Regions from separate parts of the Homo sapiens genome. Here region 2 is linked to region 1. Evidence: chromatin contacts called from ENCODE Hi-C or POLR2A ChIA-PET data. All regions are on one chromosome and are shown on one strand. Each heading gives the region's core, a stretch centred on a gene start or an enhancer-like site at or near the end of the contact. The rest is flanking DNA. Distances are from core to core; before and after follow the strand shown. Region 1 overlaps COPS8-DT (COPS8 divergent transcript). Region 2 has its middle 12 kb from the start of MLPH.

Region 1 (6,476 bases), core at 2,288-4,787:
AAGAGCATCCTGGCTAACATGGTGAAACCCCATCTACTAAAAATACAAAAACAAAATTAGCTGGGCGTGATGGCAGGTGCCTGTAGTCCCAGCTACTTGGGAGGCTAAGGCAAGAGAATGGCATGAACCTGGGAGGCGGAGTTTGCAGTAAGCCGAGATTGTGCCACTGCACTCCAGCCTGGGCGACAGATCCAGACTCCATCTCAAAAAAAAAAAAAAAAAAAAAAAAGATGGACAAAACAGACTCTTTGTAGCAATAAGATAACCTGACTCTAATGTACCATCACATGACAGATAGCAGGCACTGAAAGAAATCAAAGCATTTTACCCCAAAATATATTCCTTTGACATATTTTTAATAGCCCTGGAAAGCTGTCTCATGTGGGGAAAACCTACACTCTATACAGAATCATCTCCCCTTTTCAGATCTTTTTCTGATCCAGGAGAGAATTAACTAAGAGTTTGCACCTTTTAAGGCCTAATAAGAGACATATACCATCTATTCTCCACAATAAGAACCTTGATCTCCACAGCTCCTTATCTTAACCTGGATACTGCTTTCTATTGATTCCAGGTCTTTAGATAATATAATAACCAATTGCCAATCAGAAAATCTTTTCATCTATCTATGACCTATAAGCACACCCCCACCGTGCTTTGAGTTGTCCCACCTTTCCAGACCAAACAAATGCATATCTTACCTGTATTGATCGATATCTTATGTTTTTCTAAAATGTATAAAACCCAACCACTTTGGGCCCATGTTCTCAGGACCTCCTGGGGCTGTGTCACAGGTCATGATTCCTCACATTTGGCTCAGAATGAATCGCTTCAAATATTTTACACAGTTTGACTCTTTTTCATCAGCAACATTTTGTGTACCCTTCCCCCAGAATATCGCAGAAATCCTGCTGGGGAAGGGTACAATGAATCCTACCAACAACCATATAAGTGATCTTGGAATGGGATCCTTCCCCAGTTGAGCCTTGAGATGAGACCACAGCCCCAGACAACACCTTAATCACAGCCTCATGAGTGACCCTGATAGAGAGAACACAACTAAGCTACACAAGGATTCCTGAGCCACAAAAAGCATGAGATAACCCATGTCTGTTGTATTAATCTGCTAAGTTTTGGGATTGATATGTAATCTTAATTGATAAAGAAATAGACTAGTAAATTCTAGAAAACCCCAAGAGAACTAAAGGAATTCCTCAAGGCAATATGGTTCACTCTAGTGTGAGGGCTGAGTGTATTTGCCGCTGTATCCCAGCACTTAGTGAAGTGTCTGGCACTCAGTAGGTGCTTAATAAGAAAATGGCTCCTGGAAAGAGAAGAACAGACCTGGGTGGGAATGAGTAGAACTTGGAATGGGGAAGTAGGCAGAGTGGATCCCAGTGTGGAGTCCATTTGAAATTGAAAGGGTTATCAGGAAGAACATGGATTCACAGTGTGGCCTCAGATATTCTGCTGTGACTGGGTATAAAGCCATTTCCAGGCTGTCTCTGGCACTGATCCCCAGGAGTTTGGACATAACTGGGGTGAACACTCATTGGTGCTGTGGGGCCTCCTCAATCTGTGCAGTGCTGCTGAGAACATGGGCTTTGGAGTCAGAGAGCCCTGAGTTTAAATCCCTGAGACTTGTGTGACCTTGGGTTAGTTATCTGACTTCTCTGAACCTCGGTTCTTCATTTGGTGTCATGAGTATTGCAGATGAATCAAATGAGGTAGCTTAATAAATGGTCATTCAAATCCAGCCGAATCCAGTTTAAAAAGCATCCTCAACTCTTATCAGACAGGTACCTCCCAGGACATGCAACAGCCTCAAGCTGGTTCCTGTCGGCCCCTCCTATGGCCATGGAAGTTTTCTATAGAGGCCAGGGACTCAGTACCCCTGGGGCTCACACACCCCTTTGAGAAGGCCATGAACGCTGTGTAAAGTTATGATGAACAAAAAGTCTATTTCCCCGGGAACCTGCAGTAGAAGCGCCTGGCGTTTCTGTAGGGACCGGACTGTGCTCCCTGCAGAACGCCCTTCCTAGCGCAAAGACCTAGCGGTGCCCAGAGGAAAGCCTTCCTGATACCTTCCCCTCCTACTCTCCCGGGAACTTCATCCAGTTTTTCCACGGATGCTTCGGGCTGATCACGACCTTTCTCCCAGCCTCACGGACAAGGACGAGGTCCACTCGGATTGGACAACCTGATTCAGGATGGAGCCAAGAAGGGGATGCAGCGCGAGGAAGCCTGTCAAGACTTAGACAAACATACAGCACCTGGAAAGGGACTCCCCGAAAGCACACTTAAAGGGACTGCCACTTAAAAAGTAATTTTTGGGGAAAGAAAAAATAAAGAGAGGAGGAAAAGTTAGGCCCAACCCAAGGCCTGTCCGCTTTCCCTCAGCCAGTGGGAAATTAAGGATCCTGCATGGTGCCACAGCGCCCCCTGGTGGGAAAGACTGAGATTGCACTGAAGATCTCCAGACATCCATGTCTGGCTTTACCCTCTCACCTCTACTTGGGAGGGAAGAACATTGGAAATTATTTCCCAAGACTGCATTCCCTCAAGTTAAGTATAATGCTTGATTTCCACTATCAAAGGTAAAAAAGACATGTCTTAAAACCCTGTGTGAATAAGGTCGTGGGACATCCCAACCTAGCATTCCTATAATTAACAAAAATCACCATTTATTTGCCCACGTCCTGAGCCAAGAATAATCTAACGCAATGCTTAAGACAGCCTTACCATGCAGCCTGTCTGTTAACCATAGTTTTACAGGTGCAGGCATAGACTCGGAGAGGGGCTATGGCCTTGCTCAAGGTCACGCGGTCAGTGCCAGGATTCTCAAGCCTGGGCTCTCAAACGCATCGCTATTAACTGCCTAGGAAAAACATGACCGTCTCTGCTTGGTTCCCTCAAAATACATGATTAATTCTTTTTGATTCCCAACATTGTTATGTTTCTTTTCTCACTGAATATTGACTTTCCATTAAGCAACTCCAAAGCCTAGTTTTTCTAAGAAAGTATAAGTCATCCCTTTGAGAAAGCTTACTGATCACATACTGTTTTCAAGGTGGCTGGGCTAGGCACTGTGGGAAAAGTCCACTGGCGGGAGGCTCCCAATAACCTAAGGTGACTTTGGTGACTCTGACATAAGGCTACGCTGAGATGCTCCAAGCTTTGAAATCAATGTGTGTCGCTAGTATAAGAACTGGATTAGGCTTGGGGGGTCACTGTGATACAGACGGGCTTGGGTGCAAAGTGTACTTGGAGTTGGAGAGCTCTGAGTAAGCAGAAGGCAGGAGAGGGGAGGGACGGGCAATGCTCAGGATTAGGGCCCCTGATCAAGCACACGGGACGTGGCAACCACAAGAAATCTGGGGCAAATAATTTGGTAGCAGCCTTCATTTTAGCACAGAAATGCCGACAAGTTTCTTCTTGCACGCCCACTCTGATCTTTTGGTAGAAGCAGGCTGAAGTTATTTGTTGGGAGGACTCTGAAGCCATGCCCAGGCTCCACGGGAAAGTCAGCTGTGATTGACTAGAAGAGAGCTGCCTGCACACAAGAAAACTATGCAAAAAGGCTGGGCGTGGAGGAAATGACCTAACACAACAGGAGAAAATCCGAGAGAACGAGATAAGAGTACTAGAGCCTGAACCCAGTGGGAATGGATAGGGTTCTGAGTGATTCTGTGGGCATGGAAGAATGTGGAAGATAGAAGTAATCAGCATAAACAAGTAGGAAGTATTGCAGGACAGAAAACAGATGTCTCAGGCAGACAGATGATACTGGGGAGGGCAACTATAAAGAGAGAAGGGGACTCCTTGGAGGTCAACATGGCTGTCCTGTCCCTGGCTCTCCTGGCCCGGCCCCTGAACTGAGATCCAGGAGAGCAAGTTATGAGGGGAGAGCAGCATCTGGACATGCTTTTGTCCTCTTTGTCAGAATTGCCATGGGAGCTGAAAGCATCTGCCCAGCTGATATGCTTTGGATCTGTCCCGCCAAATCTCATGTCTGATTGTAATCCCCAGTGTTGGAAGTGGGGCCTGGTGGGAGGTGGTTGGATCACAGGGGTGGATTTCTCATGAATGGTTTAGCACCATTGCCTTGGTGGTGTTCTCGCGATAGTGAGTGAGTTCTCCTGAGATCTGGGTGTTTAAAAGTGTGTGGCATCTCTTCACTCTCTCTTGCTCCTGCTCCCACCATGAGAGACACCTGTTCCCCCTTTGCCTTCTGCCATGATTGTAAGTTTCCTAAGGCTTCCCCAGAAGCCAAGCTGATGCCAGAATCATGCTTCCTCTACAGCCTGTGGAACTGTGAGCCAATTAAACCTCTTTTTTAAAATAAACCACCCAGTCTCAGGTATTTATAGCAGTGTGAGAACAGAATCATACAGGATCCCACTGCTTGAGTCATAGAAGGCAAAAGGAAAAGAGCAAGAGTGGATGGAAAACAAGGAAGGTAAAAGCAAGGTGAGATCCTGTGCTCAGGGAATAAAGTAAAGAAAAGTGAGCACACTTAGCATTCATTCAACAAACATTTATGCAACGCCTGCTATGTGCAGTCCTCATAATACAGCAAGCTTCATTGAGATCACAGAATTAAAATAAAACTAGAAATCAAAAGCATAATGACCTGTTCTATATTTCCACTCACGCCGTTAGCCACGACATATGTCCTGACTCAGGAAACAGCTAATGAGTGTGAGAGCGGCCTTCAATGATGTCATGTGCCTGGAAGCCACCCTGCTCTAGAAGCACCATCGCTCTGCTCTCAGGTCGCTGCCTGCCTGTGCTCTTCCTCCATGCTTTATTTATAACCCCTTTGCCTTTGCCTCTACCACTGCCATCATTTTTCACAGCTTTTCTTTATTCCTCCAAATTTCCCCTAACATGTATCTGCCCTTAGCTCCAGGGCCCTTCTGAAGTTTTGCAAAAATGTTCTCTTTTATTATTCACTTGCCAACACAAGCATTAGTAAAAAGGAGGAGAAAAAAAAGAAAGAAAAGTGCCCTATTTTTAAAGTTTGAAATGTTAAAGTTGTCTAAGATTAGAAGAACAAAATCTTCATTGATTTTATAATATTGTAAGGAGATACTTTTCACCCATAATCTAGCTCTTTAAGCTTATCGTAATGTTCATTTGCATGTTTCCTTTCAACATTTCCCCAAAAATCTAGTCTGGGTTATGATATATAATAACCAAGAGGTATACACAATATTATTTTTCATGTTTTTTCAAAGTTATTTCAGAAACACTACTTTTACATAGACTTCATATTTATGAATTTAATAGCTATTGTACTTTATGCTGCTGTCCCATTTTTAGCTGTAGCTTATTTCCTCTTTTTAATAACTTCCTCAGGATAACTTCCCAGAGCCAGAACACTAAGTCCAAGGCTAAGTCTGTTTCATTGCCCTCATTGTGTATTGTTACCTGGCTTTCCAAACGGGTAGCATCTACTGCCACTGGGGATGACATTGCCAAGAGATCCATTGGAAAATTCGCTGGTCATGGACATCAATGTCCAATGGCAATGGTCCAATGGCAGCATCCCCCAAACTCCAGTTCCTCCAGAGGACAACTCATCAGAATTAGTAATCTCCTCTAGTCTGCTGAATGTTCAATGCCTCAGGAATAATAATAATAATAAATGCATCCCATTCTTTCCCTATCTGTTCTCACCCCAGTGACCCCTGCTCCAAGAGGCAGCCACTCATGCTGTGGGGCAGGGTTGGTTTCCACCCTAAGCAGAAAGCCCAGGACTCCTGGCCACAAGGAGGGCTGGCTCAGGGCTGGCCTATTTCTGCAGCTGCTTTCCAGCAACTCTGACACAGACCCTTTTTGGCAGAGCCATCGTCATCGCCTGGGGCCCATCTTCTAGCCTCAGGTCCTGCGGCCTCCAGCCAGGTGAACCATCTGGAAATCTTTCTCACTGATATCCATGAACTCTCCACCTCTTGCCTGCCTGCCTGGCTGGACTCTAAACCTGATACACTTCATGGCTGCAAATGATCTGTGTTTACTTTTCTTCTTGTGGGTTTGGCAGGGGCTAATGTCACATTCCTCTCTTCTGTAGGTGACCTTCCTGCCTGGGGCTTCCGGGGCTTGGTGACACATGCCCTGCAGCACAGAGGCCACTCTACCATCACTGGGGCCCCAACCACACAGTCACCAGACTAGGTGCGCTGAGTGTCTTCCATTTGTCCCTCCCATCCACTCTCCATGCTCTCCTCCCCATTATGCCTCAGAAGGCCAGCCGTATAAGCAACTGCTGCAGACTTCCTGCCCTCGGCTTCCGGCTGGGCTCAGCCAATGGGGATCCCCCGCAGGAGGTCAGAGGGAGAGATGGTAGGAAGGTCCTCTGAGTATTGATTCCTCACTCCCTCACTGCCTGGCTGGCCCTTCAGTGAAAGATCAGAGTCCCAGCCAAGCAGTCTTTGCTGGGCTCTACTAAATATTCCCTCCAATTGTCTTAC
Region 2 (6,476 bases), core at 2,114-4,613, 400 kb after region 1:
GCTCCACACAGCAGAGCTAGGGCTGCAGGGATGTCCCCAGGGTGAGGTGGACGTTTGGCCAGAGAGGAGAGAAGAGAAGCACAGGACTATTTATGGGTGCATTACAGACATGGGACTGTTTATGGGTATATTACAGGCACAGCACTGTTCAGGAGTTCATTACAGGCATGGGACTGTCAGGGGTGAGTTCCAGGCACAGGACTGCTCAGGGGTGCGTTCCAGGAACAGGACTGTTTATGGGTGCATTCCAGGGACGGCACTATTCAGGGGTTCATTGTAAGCATGGGACTGTTCAGGGGCCCATTCCAGACACAGACACACCTGAACAGCAGACTGTTAGGACTGCTTAGAGGCGCATTTTAGGCAGAGGTACAGGGGCCTGGGGCAGGTCTATGGTGGTGGTTAGAAGAGGGTCTCGAAGGGAAGGGTATTTGAGAGGAACTTGTCCTGGTGCATGAAGCAGCCAGGGTGGCTCTGCCCAAGGGTCTGGCGCATCATCAAATTGGGACTCAGCCATTTCTTCCCCAGGGCCACTGCAGGGACCCCAGTTGCCTGGTGGCCTTCTAGGAGAAGCAGAGAGGCACAGAGGCCAACGTCTGCTCTCAGAGAGGCCTGAGCAGGAGCCACGGCTCCACCGTCATTGTCCAATGACCTTTGTAAAGCCACTTAACTCACATTCAGCCTCCCTTGCAGTCTTTTTTTCTATCAGATGGGGATGTTAATAACAGTGCCTGTCCCCCAGGGTTGTCGTGGGGTGCAGGGCTGCACACCGTGGAAGGGCTCAATATCAGGGAGCCGTATTAGCATCATGTGGTTTTGGCTCAGTGTGCAGAAGGGGCAGGAGATTGTTGTCTGGGCCTGGGACAGAGGCTGGGCTTCACCTGGGGCCAGGGCAGGGCCCCCAACTCGCAGGGCCTTGGGTGCTGCACCCCATCCCCTGAGGAGCCCCAGGTCCCCTCCCCCACACCTGAAGATGGGCCTTTCTCTTAGAACTAGCAGGGAGGTCCAGGCCATCGCTTACACAACAGCATTTGCTGAGGCAACCACATGCAGACGTGGTCCTGGGCGCGGGGCCTACCACTGGGAACACCACCGGGCTGGGCACCCTCGGTGTGGAAGGCAAAGGGATCAAGCACTTCTTCCTCCTTGGAGGCTTCCCAGACTCCCTTTGCCTCCCAGATGGCCAGCCCAGAAGCCCACGTGGCCCAGGTGGTCAGATGGCCTGGGGTGCGGTAGAGCCTCACACCACCGGCTGCTGCTCCTTAAGATGCACTTACGATGCCCCAAAAGCCCAGCAGCCCGGGCCAGAGAGGGCTCCTGCACACTCAGAAACCCACCCGGGCAGTGTGGTGGCAGCCCCCAGCAGGACACTTGTCTGCCCCTCCCGATGCCTTGCCCGCCTTTGCCACCCTGCTCTATCCCGAACACCAGCCACTAGGGCCTGCACCAACTGCCCCTTTGGCACCAGCTTCCCAATGGGCTCAGCCAAGAGGGGCCCAGCAGGAGCCTGGGGAGCAGGAAGAGAGAAGCCTGGCATTGACCCCATCTCCCTCCCCGCCTGCAGTGGCTGCAGCTGCCCGGACCCCACAGCTCTGGGGGCACCTCTCTCAAGGCTCCACACTCCACATTCCAGACACCGAGCCCTCATGTGCCTCTCTCCGGCCCGAGGCGGCAACAGCTCTTACTGCGGCCCCTCCCCGGGGACGTCACCTGCCTTACTGTTTCCTAACTCTGCCCACACCTTTGTCAGATGTCCCCGCGGCAGCAACTCTGCCACCTCTCTCCTGCCCAGACCCTGGCTGGCAGGAGGAGGACATGCAGGGGAACCACTGGAAGCCAGGAGGAGAGAGTTTAGGCTTAGCTCCCAGGCTGGAGCCCTTCAACTACCAAGTCTCACAGCCCAATGCCCTCGCTTCAGGGTCCCGTTGGTGGAGGCAGGGCACCAGGCAGACCAGATGGGGCAAAACCCAGGCCACCGGGGCTGACGGCTGAGCGTCTAGACCTCAGACCTTAGACCCAGGTAAGGCAGCAGCACCAGGGAAGCCCTAGGGTAGGAGGTGCCCTCGGGTAGGAGGTGCTGGGTGAGAACGGTTGGTGAGAAGAAGCGCCTCCCAACCTCTCTGCAGCTTCCTCACTAAATGGCTTGGAACTCAGGATATATGTTCCCACAGCCACAGTGGCCCCAAGTTGGTCAGGCTGTCAGGCGGCTCCAGAAACCACACACCCCATGACATGAGGAAGCCACAGACAGAGACACCCAGTTTCCCACTGTTTCCTTGGAAACGGCAGGCCCAGATCCAGCTCATCCACCCCCCTACTCTCAGCTAGAAACAAAGCCTGGCAGCTTCCCCTGGCACTCCCGGCCCACCTGGTCCACCCACTGGCTGACCCCAGCCTCTGCCCTGCAACTGTGGCCAAAAATGATGCCCCTTCAGCTTGGCCCCAGAGCGGGGCAGGGGCCAGGCTTCCAGGGGTAGCTCAGGCCAGAAAGGGACGAACTGGGAGCTTGGCCTTCCCAAGCAGTAGTGCTTGCTAAGGTTAGGGTTGGGGTTGGGGATGGGGCGCAACCCTGGCTGGAGAGCCCCAGGCGGCTGTGGGTGGGTCCCTGGAGGCCTCTGCAGGCCTGGAGTTCCTGGGGCTTGGATGGGCAACGGTCCAGGGATCTTGACCTTGTATTTGAGGATGGTGGGAAATCCCAGCACTTCCGGCTCCCCGACCCCAGGGACTCCCCTAGCAGAACTCAGGGAGCAGAAAGCCCAATGGTGCAATGCGATGCAGGCCCCCCTGCAAAGTCATTCCCCAGGGGCTGACCACGCAGAGGCTTGGGCCGCCGATACGCCAGGCAGGGGCATTAAGAGTGGAGAATTTTTTTAATTTGATACTAAACACACAAAAAGGCATTCAAGTAATTTGTGGATAAAGTCTGTTGGATGGAGGGGCCCAGCGCTGGATTCCCACAACCACTTATTTATGGCTTAGTGTGGTTTGACTTTGAATCCCACAAAAGGGCGGGGAGGAGAGCGGCCCCACGGCTGCGTAGCGTTCGGGGTAAAGGTCCTAGTGGCCACTGATTCCCGGCAGCCGCTTGCTGTAACGAGGGGCTCCCGGCAACATGACGTGGGGCTGGGGGGCTCCATTTCCAAGGAAACAATGCGTGGGCGCGGGGCTCCGAGGCCCCGGGGTCCCCGGGAAGGGCTGGAGGGCCGGGGGCGCACATCTCGGGTCTCGGGGTCCGGGGACGGCAGACGCGGGGGCGCGCGGAACTGCGGCCGGGGCAGTAATCACCCCAGGGCCGCCCAGGCCGCGCCCAGAATGGCTCCGAGGCGGGGCCGGGCCGCGGGGGGCGGACGGAAGGGCCGGGGCGGCGCGGGGAGGACCCTCCCGAAGCCCAGCCGGGGCCCTGAGCTCAGAAGCCTGGGAAACGGAGGCCACGCCGGGCAGGAGCCGAGCTCGGTTTCACCGCCCCCAGCGGACCGACCGCCCCGCCTCCCAGGACCCCGAGACCCCGGACCCCGGCCCGCCCTACAAGCAGGAGCTTTGGCGGCGCGCCCGGCTGCAGCCGTCGGCCTCTGTCGCCCCCTCCCGGAGCGGAGGAGTCACGGCGGGAAACAGCCCGAAGCCGGCGGGGCCCCGAGGGGGTCCGCGCTGCCTGCCCGGGGACCCCTTTTCTTGGCAGAGAGGATACTGACATCGGTCTGGAGGCCGTACGTCAGTCCCGGGGATGTCGGGATCAGCCTTGGAGGATGCCCTCGATCTTTATCCTTTCCTATGTCCCCAGTCCCTGGCAAAAGGTAGTAGACCCAGGGGAAGGATGCAGGAAGCGAGGAAAGGAATTCCCATGCCATGAGCACCATCCTAGAGGTGTTGACACACAAACACGCGCGTGCACACAAATCCTCTAAGGTAACCACAACAACAGAACCTATGAGCCATTTGTGAATACGCCGGCACTCGGAAGTGCTGTGGACACACTCCTACTCCACCCCTGACTCACTGCGCCTGCCTCTCAGACAAGGACCCATGCCTCCCTTCAGTCCTCTCTGAAGTGGGGACCGTACTGGCATCTGCCTCATTTAGTAGCTGTGAGGATTAAATGTGGTTGAACCCGTAAACTCGCTTGAACAGCACCTGGCATTGAAAGGATTGTAGCTGGCACCCTCCTCCTCATCTTCCTCATTCAATCAGTTAGGAATGCATTCAGCTGCAAGCTCAGGAAACGCAACCGACAGTTGCCTAGATGTGCAGGTGTGTTTTTCTCCCATAACAAGGAGTTCAGAAGTCGCCTGTCAGCCTGGGAGCACAGCTCAGCGATGCGTCAGGACACTGGGCTTTCTTTCCATCCCCAATCCTCACCATCCTATTGCTGGTCTCCTCCTGGTTGCCAGATACTTGCTGTAGCTGCAGATCTCAGATTCAAGATCCAGGCAGGAAGAAGGGAGAAAGGACAGGAGGTAAAGGGCTTTCTCCTAGTAAGGGTTTCCTGTTTATTCTGGAAGGGACAGGAACCTCTTGCACTTCGATTGTCCAGAAGTGTCCATGCAGGTTATCTTCACTGCAAGGGAGGCTGGAAAATGCCTATTTTTAGTTGAAGTCCTTGCTCCTCTACCTGGAGTTAGGGTTCTGTTAGCATACGAGGGACATGGTTATTGAGTAGACAACTAACGGGACCTGCCAGTGTGCTGTTGCATGGTCTACCTAACCTCCACTCTGGAGACAGAGAAATCAGTGCCCAGTAACGCTGGAAATCTTGCCCAAGGTCACACAGCTAGTGGGTGTGACATCCCAGTCTCCTGATTCTAAGTATTAATGTTCTGTAAATCAATGACTTGACATTGATTGTTGAGGCATTTTTATGGCATTGGTTTTGAAGCACTGATGTTAATTTATGAAGCGTATTTATAATAACTGCTTTAAAATTCTTACCAGATAATTCTACCATCTGATGCATCAAAGTATCAACATCTATTTATTGTCTTTTCTCACTCGGGTGGTTTTTTTCTGGTTCTTGGTATGACAAGTGGGTTTGTATTATATTCTGGTCATTTGGTTATTATGTTCAAACATAATAAAAGATTATTACAAAACATTAAAGAATATCTCCTGTTGTAGATACTGGTTGCAGACATCTCTGACACCCAGTCTAGGCTACATGGGAGATAAAAAGAAAAGTCTAAGGAACCCACCATATTATCTTTCCTCCAGTCCTGAGGTCTCTGGCCAGTCTACCTTCTTCTACCCAACTTTCAGAGTCCTTTTATCATTGTCTGTTAAAGAATTTCCATGGTATTTAGTTTTTAGAAGGGAGGAGTAGGGAAAAGTGAGTCTACTCATTTTGTTTCAGAACCAAAATCCTAAACCCTTTTCAATAGCACATTCCAACCTACCTCTCACGAACTCCCACTAAATACCCCAAATCTACGCCAGCTCCAAGGGATTGTTTGGTCTTCTCAGGGGATGGTGCCATGTAAAGAGCTCAGCATCAGTCAGATATCCAGCAACAGAAGTAGCTAGATCAGGCTTGGTGAGATAGAGCCCACGTAGTCGGACCATATGGCCTCCCTCCTGGTCCCCTGGCATGAACATTGAGGTGACCAAGGACACAGTCTGACTCCATAGGGTAAATGACCCAGTATACCCATTCATTCAGTGTCCTTTTTGTACTAGGTGGCCTCTGGTAAGCATTGACATGAGATAGAAGATTCACATATGGCGCCTATTCCCAAGATCCCTGCACATACCTCTCTGTCTCCAGTCTTTCAACCTTATTCTCTTCCAGTTCCCTGAACAACTAGAGAAGCTTGCATTAATACCTGGACCTGCTACAGAATTTTCTCACGCTCTAAGCGTCACTCAAACCTGCCAGCCTTCCAAATCACTTCCCAAATGGATTGCAGCAGTATTCCCAAGTGAGCCATGTGCTGCCTCCAACATCCAAAGTTCCACCTAGTGCTATGTCTCTGTCCTTGTCATAGCGCCTGCAAAGAGAATAATTTGCCCTATACTTTTGAAGGTATGTCCCAGCAGACTCTACATCTTTAGTCCCCTAAGAACCTAGCCTAAGTTTTATATCCCTGGAACATCATAAGATTGGCCTCCCAATGCACATATGTCTTACCAGAGTATTCAGCATCTTTCTACTCTCCTTTTCACCAGTTCTAATCTGGAAAATATCACCATATGTTGCACCAATGTGCTTAAGGTTCCTGAGGATTATATTGTGACAGTAATCAGAGATTTGATATAGCCCTGGGACAGACAATAGAGAGAAGGTGTACTGTTGTCCTTCCCACGTAAAAGCTGTTTCAGATCTTTTCTGATGACAGCGTGATGGCTCCCCTGACTAATGTCAGCTCAGAATCTGTATCCAATCACCCTCCAAAGTATGACTGTTTCCCTTTCCCCTATGTACAGTTATCCTGGTAAATAACCATGGGCCCTTTGGGGAAAACAATGTATAATATTTATGGTATATATTG

The links. Hi-C counts contacts between places; a loop is a spot of excess contacts on that map. ChIA-PET counts read pairs that join two places held with the same protein, here RNA polymerase II (POLR2A). Pooled maps may share reads with other maps.
Region 2: a pooled map shows a loop between it and region 1 (6-fold over the local background). The contact joins two enhancer-like sites. A Hi-C loop is called at or near these places in 7 of 168 maps with a recorded cell type or tissue (B cell, CD4-positive, alpha-beta T cell, CD4-positive, alpha-beta memory T cell and 3 more), 4 of 37 single-sample maps with no recorded cell type and 17 of 50 pooled maps. POLR2A ChIA-PET finds 5 or more read pairs at or near these places in 4 of 52 experiments (CD4-positive, alpha-beta T cell, CD4-positive, alpha-beta memory T cell, MCF 10A and 1 more).

Annotation. Positions count from the first base shown.
Region 1 is chr2:237,070,087-237,076,562 of GRCh38, forward strand. All of the region lies in intron 1 of COPS8-DT (COPS8 divergent transcript), which reads right to left. Among named protein-coding and RNA genes, the nearest start is that of COPS8-DT, 12 kb to the right of the region's middle. RefSeq lists an enhancer at 5,544-6,113. Within about 2 kb of position 3,538, at least 2 of the 41 ENCODE cell types and tissues checked have a DNase peak (open chromatin) inside an H3K27ac peak, as active enhancers do.
Region 2 is chr2:237,472,013-237,478,488 of GRCh38, forward strand. No RefSeq gene overlaps it. Among named protein-coding and RNA genes, the nearest start is that of MLPH, 12 kb to the right of the region's middle. RefSeq lists silencers at 3,175-3,584, 3,605-3,684. Within about 2 kb of position 3,364, at least 37 of the 41 ENCODE cell types and tissues checked have a DNase peak (open chromatin) inside an H3K27ac peak, as active enhancers do.